Linked DNA regions of Homo sapiens: region 1 is linked to region 2. A link is a contact called in ENCODE Hi-C or POLR2A ChIA-PET data. All regions are on one chromosome and are shown on one strand. Each heading gives the region's core, a stretch centred on a gene start or an enhancer-like site at or near the end of the contact. The rest is flanking DNA. Distances are from core to core; before and after follow the strand shown. Region 1 holds the start of LINC01159 (long intergenic non-protein coding RNA 1159). Region 2 holds the start of LINC01102 (long intergenic non-protein coding RNA 1102).

Evidence for each region. Hi-C counts contacts between places; a loop is a spot of excess contacts on that map. ChIA-PET counts read pairs that join two places held with the same protein, here RNA polymerase II (POLR2A). Pooled maps may share reads with other maps.
Region 1: a map of head of caudate nucleus shows a loop between it and region 2 (5-fold over the local background). The contact joins the promoter of LINC01159 here to the promoter of LINC01102 in region 2. A Hi-C loop is called at or near these places in 4 of 168 maps with a recorded cell type or tissue (MCF 10A, dorsolateral prefrontal cortex, head of caudate nucleus and 1 more), 2 of 37 single-sample maps with no recorded cell type and 9 of 50 pooled maps. POLR2A ChIA-PET finds 5 or more read pairs at or near these places in 1 of 52 experiments (OCI-LY7).

Annotation. Positions count from the first base shown.
Region 1 is chr2:104,868,198-104,874,683 of GRCh38, forward strand. It overlaps LINC01159 (long intergenic non-protein coding RNA 1159), which reads right to left and starts at 4,398. Exons shown (of 2, transcript NR_110373.1): 1 at 4,049-4,398; 2 at 1-195. It also overlaps a transcript of POU3F3 not described here. RefSeq lists an enhancer at 4,079-4,804 and a silencer at 5,110-5,219.
Region 2 is chr2:104,432,364-104,438,895 of GRCh38, forward strand. LINC01102 (long intergenic non-protein coding RNA 1102) reads left to right here and starts at 1,984. Exons shown (of 4, transcript NR_015399.1): 1 at 1,984-2,160.

The sequences.
Region 1 (6,486 bases), core at 3,148-5,647, 440 kb after region 2:
CTAGGAGTTGGTGGGAGAGGCGCTGCTCTGGCACCTCGCGGTCTCAGGAGTGGGGCTCAGCGCAGAGCGGGCGGCAGTGAGGAGCTCAGGGCCCGAGTTCAGGGCTAGGAGCAGGTGCAAGAACAGTGCAGCAGTGCAAGCATCAGGCAGCAGTGTTTCTCCTCCGCCGACAAAGTGGGTGGTGAGAACACAACTCTGGGAAAGGGGTAGGCGTGGATGTAAAATATAGTCAGTGACTGTTCCCCTACTTCTTGGTGTCCCCTTTCTTGAACTCAACTCAGGAGAAGCTCAGAAGCATCGCTGCAGACCTCCAACTTCCAGCTGTGGTCACCCACCGGCCAAGCCTCCCAGAGCCCAGGTCTGCCAAAGTTGGTCCAAGCCCTCAGGCCAGACCTCCAGACACCTTCTCTATCCACCCCGCACCCCTGCTGGACTGGGGTGGGCTAGGGCTTCCACTTCCCAAATGGCTGCTGCCTTGGGGCCTGCTCTGAAATTCCAGCTGGCGGGTCTGGTTTGGGCAGAGGAGGGGGAGGCAATGAGTGACACAAGCCCCCACCCCTGGTTACAAACAGTGCAAATGAGATGCATTTAGGCTGATCACGCTACTGTATTTTATGCAACTGAATGTGTCTATGTCTTGTCAACTCTTCTAGTCAGGAAGAATAGCAGAAAAAAATCTTCAAAGATTTTCTATGTGTGTGTGGTTTCCAACTATAATTCCATATAGGACAGTGGGGTGAGGGTGGGGCAGGGAGACTTGCTGACGTGAACAACATTACATAAACCCTCCAAAAATGCAATCTTAAGCCACAAAGAAAGAACTGAAAACAGGTGGGGATGGTGGTGGTATTACCTTAGACACCTAGGGGTTCAAAAACCTCAGTGGAATGAAATGGGCCTGGGGTATTCTCCCTTTGGTGCCTCCCTAGGGACAAGCCCTTTTGGCCTGGGTTATGGCTGCTAGCGAGAGACCTTGATGAAATTAGGTGGATTCCGGCTGGGAAAAGTTTAAAGCTGTAATATTTCTTTTAAAGAAACAAACTCATTTATATTTATTTTGGTACAGGGGACAGGTTCTGAACAATGTGTAGGCCCACCTAGGGGAATGTCAAGGGTGCCCTAGGAGGGGATAGGTTTTGTGACACAAAGGAGGCCCTGAAGGGGCGATGGAGTGTCTGTTCTTCTCTTTATGTCCATTTTCAAACAAGTTGTGAGTAGAGGAAGTCTGCCTCCAAATCTCACCAGACTCTCCCACCAGGTGTCCTGGGAACTGAGTGATGTGGGTCTCCTGTAAGGTAAGTGGAGGGGGTGCCAGGTTCTAGGAGACAAATAGCTTCTGGTATTGTGCCCCAGTCCTACTTGTGCAGTTCCTCATGCACTTTGGGAGAGCTCTGGAACTCCCTGTAGGACAGCTGGACAGGATCACAGAGTCAATAAACCCAGAGCCAGCACCACCACCAGCCCTTCAGGCTTCTTTGCCTCTGACACCAGAAAGGGGAACAACTGATTGTCTTTTCCCTGTTCAGGGACTCTGCCTCTCCACCGCCCCTCGCTCCCCCCCACCTCCCAGCCAGGCTTGGTGGTGGGCAGATCCCAAGCTGAACTTGTTTGCTGGGAGTCCTTGCTGGGAGTTATAAGATGAGCCTTGTGGCAGCCTCTTGCCCCCTCCTTCAAGGGGTGTCCAGGGTCAGCAGGGAATTTGCTTGAGGGGAGCCTCTGGGTCCTCTGAGTTCTCAGGGTGCCTCTTGGTGCCCTGGAACAGAAAAGAAATTGTTGTGGACACCTCAGGCTCTCCTCTTTAGAACTGCCTCTTGGGTCGACTGTCCACTTACAGAAAGTGACTAGCTTCACCTTCAGGACTCAGGGCCATCATACATAAGCTGCCCACAGTCTAGGCCAGGCCAAAGAGGCTTGTCCCTAGGGAGGCACCAAAGGGAGAATACCCCAGGCCCATTTCATTCCACTGAGGTTTTTGATCCCCTAGGTGTCTAAGGTAATACCACGCCATCCTGTTACATGTGCAGGATTCCTTCCCTGCTGTATTTCTTGGCACTGCCTGAGGTGTGAGCTGCCCCACTGCAGGGCAATTAACTCTGACAAATAGAAATGGGGAGGGGGGCTCATGGCTTCACATCAAGAGAAGAGGCCACCCAGTGCTCAAAAAGTATCAAAACTTTTCGCTGCTTAGCAGAGGAGTGTGCTTGTCACTAGCAGCTCAGGTTTCTGCCATGCAGCCTGGGCATTTCCATACCAGCCCGGTAAACACATCAGAACCAGATGCTGCTGCTGCTGCTGTAGGCTTCTACCTAGGAGGAAGGTGAAGGGGAAATATCCCAAGCCAGGGACTTGAAGTTCATTGTTCCAAACACTCCTTGTGTCCTGAAGAGCTAAACTATGGGACAATGAGCAGAGATGACCTACATCAAGATGAACTGCTGGCTCCTCCAAGTGCCCAGCTGCCTAGCCTGCCTGCTTCATGGTGACTAAAGAATCCCTACTAACTGCCCCCTCCTTTCTTCTCATGGACTGCAGCAGAAATTTATTCCCTTCCTCCCTCCAGGCCTCTTCCTCCTATCCCAGAATGAACAGGGACTTCCATTTGGGATAAGAAGGGGTGTCAATCAAGAGGCAAGGAGGGTTGGCAAATCATCTTCAGTAATAAATAAACCCAGCTACACAGTAGCCTTTACACCAATATACCGTTCTCAGTAACCTTTTCTTTTCAGTCACTTAGCTTATGACAAGCTAAAGGCATTTCAACCCATGAGCAAAAAGAAAATTCAAAACATAGGCCCAATTCCTTCTTTCTCTTTGCTGCCTGGGTTCCCCATTCTTCATTTCCTCACCTTCCAAACATCCCAATAGCCATTACCCCATCTGAAGAATTAAAACACTTGTTCCTTAAAATCGTCTAGGGTCTGCCGGATTATCAGAGTAATTGAAGACAGAAAGCACCCCTGCTCCATCCCAATTCTGCATCCAAACCAAGTACCATATATTGTGTAACCACCATCATCAGTTACACTTTGCGTAACTTGGCAGAGCCAGAAAGGAAGACTCCATTATTTACCAGCAGTAGCAATAAACTTTCTGAGAAAAATAAGTTCAACATTGACCATGAATACCTACTGGAGAACTCTTTGAAAACATTACCTGTTTTTTTTTAACCTCCTATTTTGGGGAAGGAGTGCGGTAAAAATATTAGGTAGCAGAATTTTAAAACAGCTTGATTACCTCATTTGGGTTTGGAGTCCTCAACTCCAGTCATTAGTAATAAAGTCATTAATAGTCATAATTGGTATTTAATTGCTTGATCTGATTGGTGCTTTATTCCTGATTCCATTTAGTTTCATGGAGAGGTACAGGTGGTGCAGTCAGTAAACGGAAGCCAGCCATTTGCAGGCAACTTTTCAAGCATAAGGGAAAGTACTTTTGTTATATTTGCAGACATGTGTCTCACACATTTCCCCCCTGCTTTTGGTAAACTATCTAAGAATAAACATTACAGATCTGGGCTTTAATTTCTCCAGATGGGATCATAAAGTACCTAGGAGGTGTGTGTGTATATATATGTGATATAGAATTGAGGTCACATGGCTGCTGTTCACACTGCAAGTCAAAAAGAAACTCAATGCTCAATGCGAACGCAGAAAGAACTCAACAACTGAACCGCCAGTGGAATCCAGTATCTGGGCAAGTTCACTTTATTCCTTCGCAGGAAGAGGGTCAGCGACGGCCAGCGAAAGTTTCCCCCGCTCTTTGAAGAGGGAGGTGACAAGACCTGCCAGACCTTCCCACGCGCGGGCCGCCTGGGTTCTGGGGCTTTCGTGACGTCTTCCCTCATCGCGCTCCCCACCCCCGAACACACACACACAGACACACACACACACACACTCTTCCTTGCTCGGGAAACTTGGCTTCAACCTGGCTCCCCCTTTCAAAACCCCCTGGAGAACTTCCCCTGCAGGGATGCCCTGCGCCCGCCGGCTGCGCCCTCCCTCTCCTCAGCCCTGCTCCTCCTGTCCGCTCCCCGGCGTTCTGGACTCACCCGGCACGGTCCTTCCATTCCACATACAGACAGGAAACCGGCCTCTTCGGGACAACATTTGAAACCACATTTTATCAACATCATCAAAGACCAGAGCACACACTTCGGGCTCTGAGCTCTGGAGCCCGCTTCTTGCAGAAAACCGGGTATGGGGGAAGGGCTGCAGGGGCGAGAAATCCTGCTTCCAACTGCGATTTCAGCTTTCTTATGGAAATGAACGCGACGGCCCGTTCGCCCCGAGCCTCCCTCCCGTTCCCAGCCCCTCTTCAGCTTACCCTTTCCTCCCGCTAACCCCCGCCCTCCCGGTCCCCGAGTTCCCGCGGCGGCCAGGCTGGTGGGGACGCACTCGCTCTGCGCCCGGGTCTCGGCGCGCGCGGAAACCCAGGCCGCGGGCTCCCCTCCGCCCCGCCGGCCCGCGTGCAGCATTAAATATTCATAGGGATGCTACTTTCTTAAAGGAGAACCTACCGCGCGGGAAAGTTCACAGCCAAGGAGAGGCACAAAAGAAGGTCTCCGCGCTGGTTCTCAAGGGCGAGGAGACGCATCCCTTCTTGACAGTGCGCCTCCAGACTGGCATTAAGGAGAGGACTAGGGAATGGGATCACCTATCGTCAAGTCACTTATTTTAGAGGGGTTTGGAGAAGAGGTGAACTTGGTGGTGGAGAGAAAGCGCGCTCCCTAATCACCTGTTAAACAGTTATTTTAAAATTAGCTGTCGCATCTGACGCCCTAGGGTCCCCAAGGGCCTTTTCATAAGGGAGTCTGTTTAACTTCACTGGCTTTGGGAGCGAGAAAGTTTGCCCTTTGTTTCTGGAAACACGCCCACGCAGTACGCTTAGGTAACCTTACACTGAACAATTTCCTTGGAGCGGCTAAAACCGCAACAACCAAACTTGCACCTGCGCCATTCTCTTAAAAACAGGGCAGCGGCTGTGAGCGCTGGGCCGGTAAGTAAGGGCAGAGAAAGGGGCTGTCGTGTGCGTCCCAGCTCTCCGACCCGCACGTCCGGGACCCCTTTCCGCCCGCGCACCGCGGTCACTTGCAGCCGGCGCTGGCTGCTTGAGCCCGCGGCCGGGTCGCCCGGCTTCTCTCCGGGAGAGTGGCCAGGGCCTAGGCGCTCGCTCAAGAGGGAGAGCGAAGGGAAAAGAAGAAAGTTCTCCGCCGGCCGCGCGCAGCTCCTCCCGTGAGCGCGCCCCAGCCCTGGGCCGGCCCGACCCGACCCGCGACGGGGCCACGCGTAGTGCCAGGCAACTCCTGTGCCCTGTGGCCAGCCCCGCGCGCGCACTCGCACTCACACACACTCATACTCACACCCCACGGTTCTTTTTGTTCCGGGCCAGGAGCACTTTCACAAGTGGTTAGAAAGTCTTGGGCGCCATCTAACGGGAGCAGCAAAAAGTTGACGCTGGGTGGAGGTTAGGCCCGACAGGAGCCCAGGATGGGCGGAGGAGATCCTCTCTCCCACTCTCTGCACTCCTGGGTCTTGACCCCCTGCTTCCCAATTACCACCACCAAAAACATACACACACACTCGAGAACTGAGGGGCCTCCGGAAACCTCCTTGCCCAGGGCCTGAGGGCAGCCCTGACTGCCCGCTCGGGGACCCTCCCCTGAGCCCCAGCCTTGCATGCCTTCGGGCGTTCCCTAAGGCGCACAGAAGAGGAAGGATCGTTTTGCGCCTGTCTTAATACGGACCCGGTGTCATGCAAGCTCTCGCTGGTTTTCCTTTGGCCTGTGATGGAAAGTCCGAAGAGGCCCGAGGCAGGCGCACCTGCTTCTGGAAAGGAACAGCCACGCAATTAAGGAGTCTGCAGCCAGAGGGGCTTTTAGAGGAGAGAGAGGGAGTTCAAAGAGGATAATGGCAAGGAAGCAATTGAGGACTTGGTCCAGCAGTGGCCCCAGGAGAGCTGAAACCTGCGGGTCTCCTGGGAGGAAGGGGTAGTGTCCTGAAGAACTGTCCTGGGGATTGGGAGCTGCTGTTTGGAGGACCATGACCAGTGGTGAAGCCCAGGAGAGACCTCTGGAGAGGACAAAGGAAGTTGGACACAGGACAAAGGCACCGGAGGGACTCACCCATCCAGAGGGACTGGAGCTTGAGGAGGCGCAGGCCTCCCCGCCAGGGTTCCCAGCCACCGTGAGAGCCAGTGGTCATGGGAGGTAATCGGGAACATGCACTCCTGTTGGATTAGGAGAACTGGGTGGAGTCTGAGAAGCTAGCAGAATGGGAGTGCCCCTGGCCAGATGTGAAAGCAGGAGAAGGAGGAGAGGTGCCAGTAAGGCCCAAACCTCTTCTCCTCTGACCCCACAGCTGCCATTGGCCCTGGAGTTGAACAGTGTGGGGGACCTATCTTTATGCCTTCAAGCAAAGGGTGAGGCATCCGGAAGTAGCTGGGCAGGTGGCTGATTGCAGGGGAAGATGATAGATCTCACCAGTCCAG
Region 2 (6,532 bases), core at 734-3,233:
GGAGGGAAGATCTTAATTACTAACCCTACGCATTTCTCTTTTTTTCTTTCTTTCTTTTTTTTTTTTTTTCTGGTTTTGCTTTTGGCTGTCAGCTAAGTAGAGGAAGGTAAGAGTCTTTGTTTGAATTAGAGTGCCAAAAGACGGAATAAAGATGAAACAGTGTTTCAGTATGCAGCCTGAGCTTTCAGCTGATTCTCGTAGCCCTGATCCTACCATATCCAGTACTAGTGGCACAGGACCGCTTCACATTCTATGATTGCCTGAGGAATAAATTAATGAGGTTACTGAGACACTGAACATTTGCATATTCACGGATGCTTATTAGGTAGAAAGTGAAAGCCAGGTGCACTGAATTTGGGGGATAGAGAATTTGTTAAGAAGTCACATCTTTCCGTCCTCCAGAAAAGGGGTGTCCTGTCACTAAAAATAATAGGCAGGCAAAACTCCTGCTTAGTGAATATCTGAACAATTATGATATAATGGAAAGATAAGGCAAAAGAGGGTCTTGCTTGAAAGCAACAGAGAAACCAAGGCACTGCCCTTGTTATAAGGAGACCTGGACGTGGTGGTTCTGGAGCATAAAGGAGGCACATGTTATTTGCTGTCTTTGGATTTTATGCTTTAATTATGCTGGTGGTGTACACAGCTGAACATGATGCCTTTGTACCTAATGCAAAATTACCAATTTAAGAAGACCTTTACATTTGTAAATATTATTATTGACAGGCCACCCATCCAAACTGGAACGGGGAAAAGCTTTTCTAAGAAAATGGTGTCGAAACCTGAATCACAGAATTAGGCTTGACTGTCTCTCTAAGGGACATCAGTACATGGTTCTGCTGTTGGTGATTTCTGCTGGGGCTGTGTGTGGAAGCACATTGTTTGAGCTATTTGTATCTCATTATTGTGAGAAGTTTTTATGCTGCTCTGGGTCATGGCTTGGAGACTGCCTCCTCAGAGCTTAAATGGGCAGATTTCATATTCTTCCCATCCTTGGGAATACTTCATAAAACAGAATTACAAGAGTCCATGTTTTTTTCGGAGCACCGTGCAGTGGGAGAGCCTGTCTTGCCTTTTTTTTTTTTTTTTTTTTTTGCTGTCGTTTTATACAGGTATTTTTTTTTCTTTCTATTTCTTTTTTCTTTTACTTTTTATTTCCTCTTTAAAGAAAATGATTGGCAGCACTCAACCTCAAGGAACTGATCTATCAAAACCAAGCTGGGATAAGTATTTCTTTGAGAAATAATATATATTTACCAACAGGCTCTATTCTGCCCCCTTGTTTCACAGCACCTTGAATATCACTTCCTTTTCCTGCCCAAAGCAGGAGGTAACCCTGTATTAAAAGCATAGTAGGTGTGTGTGTGTACAATACACACATACAGCACACATGTCTCTATTTAGAGATTCCATGATATGTGTTCTATATACACTTTACAGTCCCTTTTCTTAATGTCAAAAATATAATTTCCAGCGTCTAAAGAGTGTTTTCAAAGACTTTTGCCCTATTTTTTAAAATAGTGTCTAAATATGATTAAGTGTCTTCCCAGAGAAAAGTCAAAGAGGCTCCTAGTGTTAATTTCCATATTGCTTAAGACTTAAGCTTTTAATTTATTTTATCAAGGTTGAGGGAGTATAGTAATTGTTGGAACAACGCCCTTCCAAAAGAAATCGCCTGCACTTGTTTTTAAGTTCAATTTGTTTTCTCACACAGATTTTTGATACACTCTTAAATAAACTAGAAATCACAATTATTTTAATGTGGCAGAGTTGTAACCAGGAAATTGCATATATTTTCATAAACTAGGCTGTTATAGATTTATTAATATTTATTAATAACATTATTTTAAGAAATTTTTTTAACGTCTTTCAACCCTGAAAGGGCCTGCTTGAAACATACACGGCAGCAAAATCACTGGAGTCCAGGGTTTTTGTCACACACACACACAGCACAGATTTTTTTGATTATGTAGATTTCTTTTCCTACTGCAGTTTCATATGCAAAGCATGCATCAGCCACATCCATGCTATCTCCTAAAGCAGTCATTCTGAAACCCAATCTGGGGACAGTGCAGACTAAATAAAATTTCATTTTGATTTGGCCTCCCGCTGCGAATGGGACTGCTTTGTCTCAGCCGACAGAACCAGCAAGCCAGAAAGGTATGTCCTGTTTTGCATGGCTGATGGTGTGTCTTGCGGCTCACAATCAGGCCGCCTTGCTCCCGGCTCCTCCACTTCCTGCTTCTCTTTCTCTTTCCCCTTCCATTTGCTCCCGTGCTGCCTGCCTTCTACCTGCAGGGCACAGCCGTGGCAAACCCGCACCGATTGTTTACTTTGGCATATGCTTAATGGCGCGCGTGGCTGTTTGCTTTTTTTTTTTTTTTCACTGTCTTTGTTGGTGGTGGCTTTTCTTTTTTCTGTTTTGGTTTTTGTTTTGCTTAGCTTTCCTCGCCCACATTGGCTTTCCCTGTTTCTCAAGGTGTGGAATACTAAAATACTGACTGAAAGGAAAATTGTATAGGCGCTGCTGTGACGCTCCAGAGATTTTACTGGAAGATTTGTCATGCTGATTTTATTGTAAATTTGAAGATGCATTTAACAGCTTTGAAGGACCTTAGCTTCTGTGGCCCTTTGAGCCGCTTTGGCAGAAAAGCAATCGCCCATTTTAGAGAAGGGGGGGAAATAGAGAATAAAGACTCTCCTCCAATGGGACTGAACTGTTTTGCCATCTTAGTATGTTTTATAAAATGCATTGTGGTGTTTTCCTGAAGAGCTGCTAAATATGGCTCTGCTTTAAACAATGACCTTCATTGGGAGTCATCTCATGAGAGACTGGGTTGTGTCAAATGCTCTTCTTACACTTGTCCCACCTTTAGGAGAATGTACTAGCAATCAGGGACAACCTGCTGTGATGTTCTCAGAAGAAGCTTTAGATAAGATGGCGAAGCACCAGGGGACTGACAGTGGTGGGAGCTCAGTTTTCAAGCCCAAATTTCTCCTTGAAATTGTCATTGCCCTTGACCAATTCATAGGGTGCTATAAAGGAAAGAAGTTTTTTCCCTGGCTCACATATTGGCATATCATTAATCTAAATTAAATTACAGCAAACTGGTAAAAGTGGAGATAGAGTAAACGACAAATAAATTGCTTAAGAGAGGAGCAGAAAGGAAAGTTCACTCTGACTCTGGGGTTCTGCCTAAGTAATTCCACATAGGATATAGATTAAAAGATGAAAAGTACCAATTAGCTTCATAGGGACCTCACCCCACTCATCCAGAACAAAAACAAAATAAGTCACAACATGTAACTTTGTAGAGGGTCAAAAATTAACTTTTGTCAATCCATAATGTTGTAGCCATTCCAGAGTTTTGAGGGGAGTGGTGCTCCAGGGGTACTTCCAGATGCCATTTCTGAAATGTAATGGCTGAGGTCTTTGCCGTTACAATAAATTATCCTTTCACCACAAAATCTCTCAGTTCACTATTTTGCACCTGTTAGCTAAGCGCTTTGGGAGAGAAGAGTCACCAAGACCTTTAGTGATTTGTTGATAGACTCCCTACTTATTACATACAACAGATTGAAGAACAAAATGAAAGTTAGTTAAAGAAGACGTTGAAGAAACAATAGTGTGAAAACAGCACGAAATGTCATTTGGTAAATATGCCACAGCCTCACATAAGGAAGAGGAAAATGGCAGTGTGGGCCATGATTGGCAGGTCTGGATCCATAGACTGTGATTTCCAGGATCACCCAACAGTAAGTCTTTTTGCTGTAGCCTTACCATCAGGGCCACTTTCTTGTTTCATAGCTATTGATGATATTGAAAAGCCCAAATTTGCTTTTTGTGCAATTTGTCAGTGCTTTTATAGGATCCATGTGTTGGAATTTTAGGGACTTCTTTAGGTAACTAAGCGAATGTTTTAAGAAGTAAATTCTGCTATGCTGCTACACCGGCTGTCTTAAATACAATTATTTAGCAAGAATAAAGTACTTTTTAAGAAAATTCAAATGCAAACACTAGTTTTGGAACACAAGGTGCTCAAAGAAGATTTATTTATCAATAAAAAAGGTATAGGCATATATGCTTACAGTATGTGTGTGTATATGTGTATAAATATATACACATAGATCTAATACATCTAACATATTCATATACAGAGACTGAACCAATGATGCTGTTAAACAGTCACAAAGCTTATCTTGAAGATTAAAATCAATAAATATATCAACAAATATAGCTAGCAAAGTTCTAAACTATAGTTTGATTTATCATATCATACATGTAATACCATGTATAGTTTGATTTATCATATCATACATGTAATATACACCAAAGGTTTATGTTAAGTGATATAATATTTTTATTAATTGATGGGTTCCTCTTGAACTCCATCTATAGGAGGCAAATTATTATAGTACAATTTAAGCTATCATGTGATTTGGGAAGATGGACTCCACAATGCCTTAGCATAGGTCTGTATATCTCTGCTTTTGGTGTCTGTTATGCCTAATGCAGGTCGTCTTCCAAGTTTCAGTCCATATGTTCCAAACACATGATAGCTCAATGCATCTGCAAGCACAACACATAATAACCTGATAGAAATACTGAAGATAAAGACTGTCATGGTGACTCCTGGCATGTGAGTTTAGTTTCTATGCCTTTTGTTTGCTAATATTGTGATGACCATAATCTGATCTTACGTATTTCATTAGCTGAACCCCTCTCCAAGTAAGAGAAACAACACTAGCTGGAGTGAAATGTAAATTGTGGCGAGAGACAGAGAATTCAGTTTTCTATCCACCCTTCTACCCTACCCTGTCTTGGAAACAGTGAGGGTGCTCAAGTATTCTCTGTGGAGGGAATGAACGAGCGTGTGAATATTGCTGTTGGAGCACATAGAAGAGCGGGAGGCGCTTGTACCAGCAGGAGCCTGGCTCCACATCACCTAGCTCTTAGTACTCATGAAGGGAGGAAAGAGATTTGAGAGACACCAATTCTCACTTTTAGGCCCATATAAACTCCCCAGGCCTGTGGACCCAGTGAAAATGTATGTGCGTTTTTCAAAGGAAATAACTTACATGACGCAGGCAAACTGGGCTGAATAGACACCCCCCAAATGTTAAGGATTTATGAGTTCTAAGCAGGTCAGATCCAGCCACGGAAGAGTCATGAGTGGCAGAGGAAAGAGAATCATAACATTCTCTGGAAAGGTCAGTATGGAAAAAAAAAAAGAACTCTATGTATTTACATGTATTTGTTTATTTATACTCTGTAACTACTTTCTGATTACAAAGAACACATACCATATGGAAAGACTAAACAGAAGCAGCATTTTAAAAAAGTCAGTTATGTGGAAAATTCATTTTTGACTTCCGTAGGCAAGGTAGTTAAAACAGAAAACAATAAAGAGAATGCTAGTCAGAAGCCAGCTACTGAGTTTGGGTGAGGTATTACCGACAAAACATCTTCGAGTTACTTCTCAAAGCACGATGCTAGACTTGGAGTACAACTGCATATGTTGTTTTAATACAAATAGTTATATTTGATAGAAAGATCTTTTATTGTACCAGTTTTAGTTAGAGAAAAACTCCCTGCTATTAAGATGTATATGGTAATAATAGATGACTTCTGAGATCCAGAGACTACATCAAGAACATCAAACACTCAGATTTTAGGATTAGGAAGCCTTGGGAAATCCCCATAGTTCACCAGATTAGGGCAGGTATTGGGGTGAGATTAGTCACTGAACAATTTCAAATCTAATTTTACTGTGGGAGAGAAGACTTCTACTTGACCTATCAGATCACAAGTTGTATCATCTCATCAGAGAAATTCTGTAAAGTGTGTCTTGTCCACACATGGAAATAATCTTAGACCTCAGTATTTCATCTCATGGACATGTCCAGCAAATCTTAAAGCCTGGAAAAAGCTGATAGCCTAGATAGTCTTCATAAGTGCTTGTCCTCAAAACATGTAAGAATTAACCCAACCTTTCTTACAAAGCCCACATCAAAATGGCCATTGTCCTTGTCACATATTTAGGCAGAGAGAGGCCCTCTGGTTAAGCTTCGTGGGCTACTCTTGGTTAGTTGAGGCATGGGTGCTGCTGTCAGGATAAGACAGCGCCACAGCAGCCACTGGGGATGGACCTCTGGCCAGTGAGCTGGATTGAACTCATGGCGGGGACTCAGAATTCTACAGACAAAGAGACCTGAGCCAAGACCACAGCCACAGGAGGAGTTGCATACTCTTTCCCTATCACTCTATGCAAGCCAAAGTAAAGGACCATGAGCTCACCAGCTCCAGACTGTGGCCAGGAATGCAAGCAGGCTTCTAGAGATCAGATAGGAAGTGGATTCAGCAACGGGAGTGTCAGAAGATAATGCAAGGGCTCCACATGAATCTGAGAAGTCCTACTTACTCTCATAGCCAGTAGGATCCATTAATTGCATTCACCTTTCCTCACACACCAGGACATCATCTTAGGGGAAGAAGCAGGGGGGTGAATACATAAGAGATTGGGCATTTTAT